Linked DNA regions of Homo sapiens: region 1 is linked to region 2. A link is an interaction called in ENCODE POLR2A ChIA-PET data of the cell type or tissue named here. Cell type or tissue: MCF 10A. All regions are shown on one strand. Links, peaks and the distances in the headings refer to the core of each region. The heading gives the core; the rest is flanking DNA. Region 1 overlaps RBFOX2 (RNA binding fox-1 homolog 2). Region 2 overlaps RBFOX2 (RNA binding fox-1 homolog 2).

The links. Peaks named below come from ENCODE experiments on the same cell type or tissue, not always from the same donor. Only the 100,000 strongest peaks of a DNase experiment are listed, where the experiment ranks them.
Region 1: POLR2A ChIA-PET joins it to region 2 with 6 read pairs; 2 of 35 experiments call an interaction of 5 or more read pairs at or near these places.

Annotation. Positions count from the first base shown.
Region 1 is chr22:35,893,241-35,897,639 of GRCh38, forward strand. All of the region lies in intron 2 of RBFOX2 (RNA binding fox-1 homolog 2), which reads right to left. It also overlaps the pseudogene NDUFA9P1. Among named protein-coding and RNA genes, the nearest start is that of RBFOX2, 130 kb to the right of the region's middle. In MCF 10A, for the core only: no CTCF peak of the experiment used is centred there; a DNase peak (open chromatin) is centred at 1,931.
Region 2 is chr22:35,782,527-35,786,925 of GRCh38, forward strand. The region is part of intron 3 of RBFOX2 (RNA binding fox-1 homolog 2); the gene reads right to left. Among named protein-coding and RNA genes, the nearest start is that of APOL5, 67 kb to the left of the region's middle. In MCF 10A, for the core only: no CTCF peak of the experiment used is centred there; a DNase peak (open chromatin) is centred at 1,855.

The DNA of each region.
Region 1 (4,399 bases), core at 148-4,147, 110 kb after region 2:
AGTAATCTTGGCATATTTCTATCTCAATCTGGCATGTAGCATTGGTAGGGAAGCTCTGTTCCAGGGTTAATAAGTAAAAAAAAAAATTGAGATAAATACACAAGTAACTGTAACATAAGCACAAAGGAAATAACTAAGGAGACTGTCACTGTCTGCTTTCATCAAACATAAGTGAGTGAAAATGAGATTAATTCAACTTGCTTCCTTTCATAACTCCTCTTCCAAACAAATCAAAAGACAGAACAGCCCATCCTTCAGGTCAACAGGGCTGATCAATCCCACCCACAAGGCTGCAAAGAGCCTGCACAGATGACTAGTTTACAGGGAGGCGAAAACTACTTAATGCACATTAGTGTGTCAGAAAAGTTCTGAGCTCTTACAAATACTACAAAAAAAATCAATAGAGAAGAGAAAATAATATTTCAAGGTCATATTTAAACATGAAGGGAGAAGCACGAAAAGCAGCCCCTCCGAACATACACACATACATATACATCTTCTGTGAACAAGCTCCATCTCTGCAAACGCAGTTAACATTTGCTTTCTGATAATTTATAAATTTAGCCTGTGTTAGCCAAGTAGGTTCCTGCAATTCCAGACATCTGGGCTGAAGGGCAAAGGGCAAAGGGAAACTTTCAAAAAGCTGGTTAGTAGCCAAGAGCATCACATCTAGTAGGCTCCCTTAGCAACACACAACAGCTGTTTGCTCAAGAGACATACTGCCATCTTTGCAACGGACTGTAAGATGTTCTTGTCTTAACAACTAAAAATTGCAGGCGGCTTGGGGGAGCAGTTTCTCTATTATTTCCCCTGACATTTCTCTAAAAGTTATCACATTTCATAATTTACAAACTTCTCCAGTCCCAGAAAGTTTCTCTCCATCCCAAACTACAATGCTACTATTGACGGTAAATTACAGTAATAGAAGGTACTACATTCCTGGCAAATATAAAATGCTTTATAATGTCTCATTATTAATTACTATTCTAACTGCTATAGACTTGATTTCTAACTACGGGCAAGTCACTCTTTGTGGCTTAATTACTTTCCTCACACAATTTTAATAACAGTAGTGAGTGACCTATTTCACAAGACTATTGTGAAGGATAGTAAAAATTATTAGATAAAAGCTTATGAAAGCTTATTCCTAATTAATAATCATGCCGCCTATTGGCTCTCAATATCTAAAGACATGGCTTAACAAGGTCAGTACCCCCAAAACAAAACACAAGTCGATCCTGAGCCACCAGGAAGACTGCAGTTCCTGAAGCAACCAGCTCACAACTTCACCTGCCCCACTTGCCTTCTCCAAACCTACCAAGCCCAGGGGATGGTACTGCGCAGGGAGTTCAGCCCTTGCGCCTAAGTCTGACAAGATAAACAACATAGGGGGAGGAAAAAAAACAATGTCACAATCACCGCTAGGTTTTAAAAACCTAACACCTTGGAACAGAAGGGGATGTGGCAGTCTGTGCTCTGTGGGGAGGCCATTTGTGCAACAGCAGAACCTCGCAGCTTTCCACTCCTTATATGTGCAAGTGCAAACCCTCACCCACAGCACTCTGTACTCACCCAGAGGTACATCATGTCAGATCGGGCTGCTCAAACTCAGCGGTCAGTGGATCCTGGACTGCAAAAAGGCACTTCAGTGAACCACAGGAAAGAAGATGCCAAAACTGGGGGGCAAGAGTTTGAGGTGGGGAGAAACCCCCCAAAATCACTTGAGTTAAAAAATCCTAAAAAAAAAAAAAAGAAAAGACTGGTCTCCTCCCCCCTCCGCTCCAGCTGACTGTTCTGTTGTTCTCTCTCCTCCCTCTCACCCTCCCTCCGTCCCTCCCTCTCTCTCTCTCTCTTTCTCTCTCTCTCTCTGGGAGTTCCCAGCTCTGAGTATCTGAACTAGAGTGTACAGCACACTCTCTCTGTATTTGCCTTCAGGGAATCTCTCTCTGCAATTCTACTTCTAGAAACACAATCACCACTCACAAAGATTATTGCAAAAGACAGGGATGGGTGGGGTCAGTAATAAACCACCAGCACCAGTTTCTAGTGCTAGATATACATTAGTTTAAGATGAGTTCTTTAAACATGAATGAAGCAATCAAAAATCTCTGCCCTCTAAGATCAAGGCAAGTGAGCCAAGCTTTCCCTCTGCCCCAATTGTGGAGCCCCTTGCAGAAGCCAAGCACACACACAGAACCTGCTCAGAGCCCACATTCCTTTCTCACAATGTGTGCTTGACACCACTATTCTTTACGTCATTTCACCACTAATAATTCTTAATCTTGCAAGATTTCAAAACACAGGAAAACTTAAGATATAAAACTGAATAGGCTTTTCATCTTTTTTATTACTACTGCCCTAGTTCACATCAACATAGCCTGGCTTCTGAAGGAGTCAAGTGGATCATGAGCTCGTAGCATGGTACAGACACTTTACTCACCACGCAGACGGGCTAAGGTGCACGGCTTGGGTTTCAATTCTAGATCTACAAGTACTATCATTATGGCCTGGGGAAAGTTTCCAACCTGTCCAGGCTTCTGTTTCCTCTACCAAAAAATAGGTTTAATACTCCTTTCAGAGGTGTTGTAATGATATAACTACGTAAACTGTCTGCCATGTTCCTGGTGACCATGTTTTCTAATTTTAATTCAGTTCAAACATTTATTAAGTACTTCCTATATGCCAGGCGAGTTTTCATTCATTATGCCCAGTGGTGAACAAGTATTATCAAATCACCTGTCCTAATGGTTTTTATTCAGAAAATCACGTAATTATCCCCCATATTCTAATGCCAATGTCAATGCCCATACGTGTTCCTTGCTTCCCCGACCCCTTTCTCCATGTTCAAATCCAAAAGCAAACCCCAGCTGTGAGTGAGCTCTCCTTTCTCTGTGGGGACTGGTGTTTGTAACATGGCATTGACCACCTCTGTGGGCTACTTCTCCAAGTATTCCTATAGCAAACCACTTCTCCTCTGCACATCTTCCTCAGTGGAGACCTAACATCTCGTCTTGGCTCATCCATTTTTGGCCATGGAGTCTTTTGCATAGTACCTAGCACACAGTAGGTGCACAAAACATTCTCAAACGGTAACAGGTTTTGAGGAATATTCCACTCCTTCCCACTCATTAAAGAAAACACAAAACAAAATAAAAAGCAAACAAAAACCACCTTCCAGCTGCCTCAGGGTTTTGGCTCCCCCTCAGACATGCTGAAACAGCTCCTTCCTGCTTATAAAATCTCCAAGTAAGGTCTACAAGTCTCACATTCAAGGTAGGCCCCATGCAGGTACTTTCACTCTCCCTACCTAATATTCCCACTGTGCGTGCTCTGGGCTTAGTTACCTGCCATAGTGGGGTTTCTTCCTCTTAGGGTAGAAATAGAATCACTTTTCCTTTTCTTTCACACTGAACGCATGCTTTCCGCAGACGAACGTTTTCTCTCCTCCCACCTTAAACTCCCAGCTCATTTAAACTTGGAGAGGTGGGGCAGGTATTCTTCTTGGCCTCACCCAAACCTTTTCTTTTTCTCTACATAGAACCTCTCTGCTTCTTCTGAAGGCAAGATTACTACATTTCTAGTACAAAAGAGGAGAAAGAACTTCCAAGCCTGAAACTGAGATAGCCTGTTTTCTAAATAAAAGAAAAAAAGAAAAATAAATCTTGACTTTCCATAAAGTGTTACTTAGACTCTTTTACATGTCCATAATCAGTTTTTATACACAACTTTCCTCTCTAGTTACATGGCTCATGCCCTAAATCTTAAGTCACCAACACTCCCCATACCATACTGTAAATAACTATATTAAAATTACACTGATAAGAGATTCATTTTTTCAAATTCTTTGAAGAGTCTTTTATTACTCGACACTCATTCTTTTTTTTTCTTTTTAACCTCAAATGTTTTAATGGTGGGATCTTATTCACTGTGTACAGGATTCTCTAAAGAGACCACCTGGCTGGGTGCTCAAACCACACGGGCTGACCCAAAAGACACCAAAACCAAGAGTTGCTCGGGAGGCACTAAATGTTGACGGTCTTGGCCAGCTTCACATCCTCAATTTCAGCAGACAGCCAGCAGTAAGTGTGATGAAGCCGCAGCACCTCAATGGCCTTGAGTTCCAGTGGTGTTGCCTGAATACCAAGGTCTTCTAAGCTGGGCAGGTGAGACAAGGTCATGTCTGTGATGTGAATACGCTCCACTTTATCCCTTGTTGTCCAGGACTCAAATGGGCTTATTTCAAAGTCTCTTGCTACCCACTGATAGGCAAAAGGTGGCAAGGGGTACGGGAGGAAGTACCCCTTTGCTGTGAGCCACAGCAAAGATGTACTTCACCAGGTCAAAGAGGAGATATCGATTTGGCCCAACGAAAGCAAAGGTTTTCCCATTGGCATCAGGA
Region 2 (4,399 bases), core at 323-4,322:
TAGCTAGGATGGTCTTGATCTCCTGACCTTGTGATCCGCCCGCCTTGGCCTTCCAAAGTGTTGGGATTACAGGCGTGAGCCACCGTGCCTGGCCAAGAAGCTTCTTACTCTGAAACAAATCTGTACTCTCCTCCCTAACTTATGCAATTCCAGCTAACTTTAGTACAGGGGAACCCAACCTTCTGCAGCCCAGAGCAAACTGCATTGAGAGAATCTAACTGTTGGAAAAGGCTTTAGAGACCCTGACTCATCTGCTAATTAGCATAAAAATGCAAGATTTGCACATACCCACAGTTAAAGAGTATAAATGAGTGTGGGTATGCATTTATTTATTTATTTATTTTTTAATTTTTTACTTTTTGCACTCATTTTAATGGGTTGTGCATGGTAACCCAATACGCTCACACATGCACACAAGAATCACATGCAGAAATCAAAGTTTCAAGACAGGACAGCTACTGTATGTGCCTGCACTCTGTTATTTTCTAGTTTGTTTTCCTTTTTCTTAACTACCATAACCCGGTAAATTGAATTTACAACCCACTAAGAGGTCACAGCCTGAGGACCGGAAAACAGTGAACTAAACAACCTCTTTGAGCACTCTGGTGCTTCCAGAAAACCACGTTTTTGCTGCAGCATCCTCAGCACCATTCCACAAGGAGGGAGGCAACTCATCCCATGTTCCCATGTTACACAGGAGGAGACAGAACAGGGAGCTCTCCGTGGGCCACCCCATTAAGCCAGTCGGAGCACCTGGACTCAGATCTCCCAAACTTCATCTGATTTCCACTCAATCACGCTGCCTTTCCACGTGGCTTTTAAAATCATTGCTAAGCCTTGTTTCCATGATGCCACACTCAAGTTTTAAGTGAAAATATATTACAAAATAAAAACTTTTTTTTGAAACTATACTGCTGCAGAAAAAGCACACGCCAAGAGTCTGCATTTTGGGTGTGGTGGGTGGGAAAAACCTACAACATGAGGTCTACAGGGTAGCTGCTTTTCAAAAGCGAGTTTGGGGGGGCACAGCGTGGAGGGGGTGACCACTAGAATGGTCATTGAACAGTCATTTGCTGTTCTCCAATCAGGAAACTCCAGCAGCTGCAGAGAACATCCGGAATCAGAAGTGAACACCTGAATAATGACCTTCCGGGCCATAAAGATGGTCTTCTGATGAGAAAGCCAGGGCCCCCAGACACCACGTGTCCTGCATGGAATCACTGATTGGCCAATAGCAGGGCCCACAAGGAAGCCTGGAACTTTCAAGGACGGCCCCACACTACTCTAAAAATGTTTCCACCACCAATACCCGCTTGAATGGGCCCATGCCTGTAAGGAAGGCACTATCAACTCACACCAATTCCAAAGGAAGAAATCCAGGCTCAGGGGCTTCCCAGTGAAGACAGGCACACCCCCCTGAAAACCACACCCTAGACTACAATGCATGGTCCTCTGCTGGACAGACCCCGTGGCCCGTCCTCAGGATGCCAGAACAGGCTGCTCAGTGACATGCGCTGAAGCGGGCAGGGACGGGCACTGGGAGATCCTGCCTGTGCAGAAAAAGTCCTCCCAGGAAGCAAACCACATTTCCAATCTGGTGAATCACGCTCAGTAAAATAAAATCCAGGCCAATCAGCTATGCCTTCAACTCAAAAGAATCTGAAGAGTACATAAGTTAGTTACACATTGTCACCAAAGCAGTTAGGGAGAGCTTCTGATATGCTGAAAACCAAGGGAAAGGGGATGGAGATGAACAAAAATGATCTCATTAGGCCAGAGGCAGGCGAAGTCACACCACTTCTGGAAAAGTGTAACAATAAGGCAAGAACTCAGGTTCCCACGGAGAGGCACATGGGCTGAGGGTGACTGGGTGCCTGCAGGCAAATTCCTTAACCTCCCTGCCCTCCTGGCACCTCATGCCCGACATAGCCTCTGGTATTGGGAGTGGTGCGGTATCAGACAGCTGCTCTCCTTCAGGCCAGCCTTTGCTGTCCACGCAGGGAGGCAGGCAGGCAGTCAGGCAGTCATTCAGGTAGAAGACTTTCTAAGGCTTCCACTGCCCAAGGGCTGCATGGGCATCCTTCAATGAAGACAGATGCTTGGTGGTCACTATCCCCATTCTTCTTCAATCTCATCCTCCTTGTGGTTTTAGAAGCCGCGGACCAAGTCCTGCAGGTTCTTGTCGAACATGCAGTCGATGATGCCCTTCACCATCTTGAGGGCCATGGTGGTGGCCCATGGGCTTTTGCCCCGGGAGGCCCGCAGCTGGTTGCCGTGAGAGGGCCCGGGGGCCGCGACCACCGCCGGCAGATTGCTGCGTTGCCGGCCGCTGCGGTGGGGCAGGCTCCTAGGCCAGGGCGGTGGCAGGGTTTGAGGACCGTGACAGAGGTGGCGACCCACTCCACAGAGGGCGCGATCCCACTCCAGGCCTCTTGCAAAGGGTGGACATGCATTTATTTATTTTTATTTTATTATTATTTTTTTCAATTGAGACAGTGTCTCACTCTGTCCCCCAGGCTGAAGTATAATAGCGAGATCAAAACTCACTGCAGCCTCAACCTCCTGGGTTCAAGTGATCCTCCCACCTCAGCCTCCCGAATGGCTGGCACTACAGGTACGCACCATCACACCCGGCTGAATATGCATTTTTAATCATGAATCTCTTTTGCAACATCCCAGCATGCATTTATCTAATTATTTTTTTCACTAAATCCTCAAAAAAGTTATGTTGAGAAAATTTTTGATAAGTATCTAACAGGTGTGACACATTCTAGGCATGCAATTTTGAAGTATTCATCTGGCAATCGAAGAGCCTTGTGTTTTTACTATTCCCTATGAAGTGCATGCCAAACCCGATGGCTTGCTGAGCTGATTAAACCAACATACTTTTAAAACAGGAGTGGAACTTGCTGTTCTTATTCTCTCAAATGAGATAGAAGTGAGTCCCCAACAGATTCTTCTAGGTGACAGGATGCATCCCCTCCCTTTGACTTTCAGGCTAAAAGAAGCTGTGAATCAGAGATACTTCTGGCTCAGAGATGTTGGCAACCATCTTGAAATGAAGTTTGAAACTTTAAAATATAAAGGATAATCAGGAATAAACTCCAAATGAATAACAGCTTTTCAAGTGTCAATTTAAGTGATGGCAGCTTTTTATCTCATTCCATTCAGGCCTTGCAGATGGCTTAAATGTGCAATGATTCATGTGATATAAAAATAGCAGAAAAGGGAAGAGCTATGAAGCAATGTTCTGTGAAAGTGTACGGTTTTCAATTATCAGTCTTGGCACAATGCAGACTAAGTAACACAAATCCCATTTAAAGATGAAACTCACTAAGTTACTAAAACAGCATCAAGCAAACCAACACGCAGTCAAAGCAACAAGCATCAATTACAACTAATGCTCATTCAAGCACCTTCAAACTTGCCTCTTAACATCTCACAGTTGGATCACATGAAACTTTATCTTCAATCAAACTTTAAAACCACCAGATCTGGTCTGCAAGATGACAATGTATCACTCTGAGGAAAGTTAAAAAGACTGATTCCACAAACTCCAAATTACACTTTTACATATAACTTTATATGTAGCCCATGTAATCTGTCACAGTGTATGTGAAGTGGCAGGATAAATGAAAACTAATGATTACTTCAAAGTATGTTGCCCAAGGTGCTTATCTGTAGCTCTTCATAGTTCTTTGCTTCTCTGAAGACACAATTTAAGATCAGAAGCAAGACTGGTTAATTTTGCAGCTTGTAGTGAACACCCGTCCCCCTTGTTTTTAAGTATGAAATCTTTAATTCTAAGTCGATCTGCCATGTAGAAAAAAGTGACCTATCATTTCCTAAATTCTCAAGACTTCTGATCTAATGCAATTTTTAAATTGAAGTTTAACATACATAGATAAAAATACATAAATTATAAGCATAGAGCTGAATATTCACAATGAAACGTACACCCATGTAACCACCAAATTAGATCAAGAAACAAGATACCAGAAGCACCCTGGGGGGCCCCCACCAGTCACGGTTCCCCTGGCAAAGGGTCACGAGGATCCTGACTTCTAACTCTAGGCCTCCCAAAGTGCTGGGATTACAGGCGTGAGCCACAGCGCCTGGCCTGGAGTGCATGTTCTTAGCCATTATATTGTACTTTACATATATTATTTTCTTTAACCCTCACAATAACTCTGTGAAACAGGTACTACCATTATCTCCAACTGACAGAGGAAGATGCTAAGTGCAGAGATGTTCAGTTAGTTGTCCAAGGTCACACAGTAAGCAGCAGACTAGGAATTCAAAACTAGGCAGCCCAATTTCATATGTGAAATCACTTCCTTTCTAGCACTGTACCCATCCTCTCTTCTTCTCATTAGAAACGAGAACCCATACGAACCCC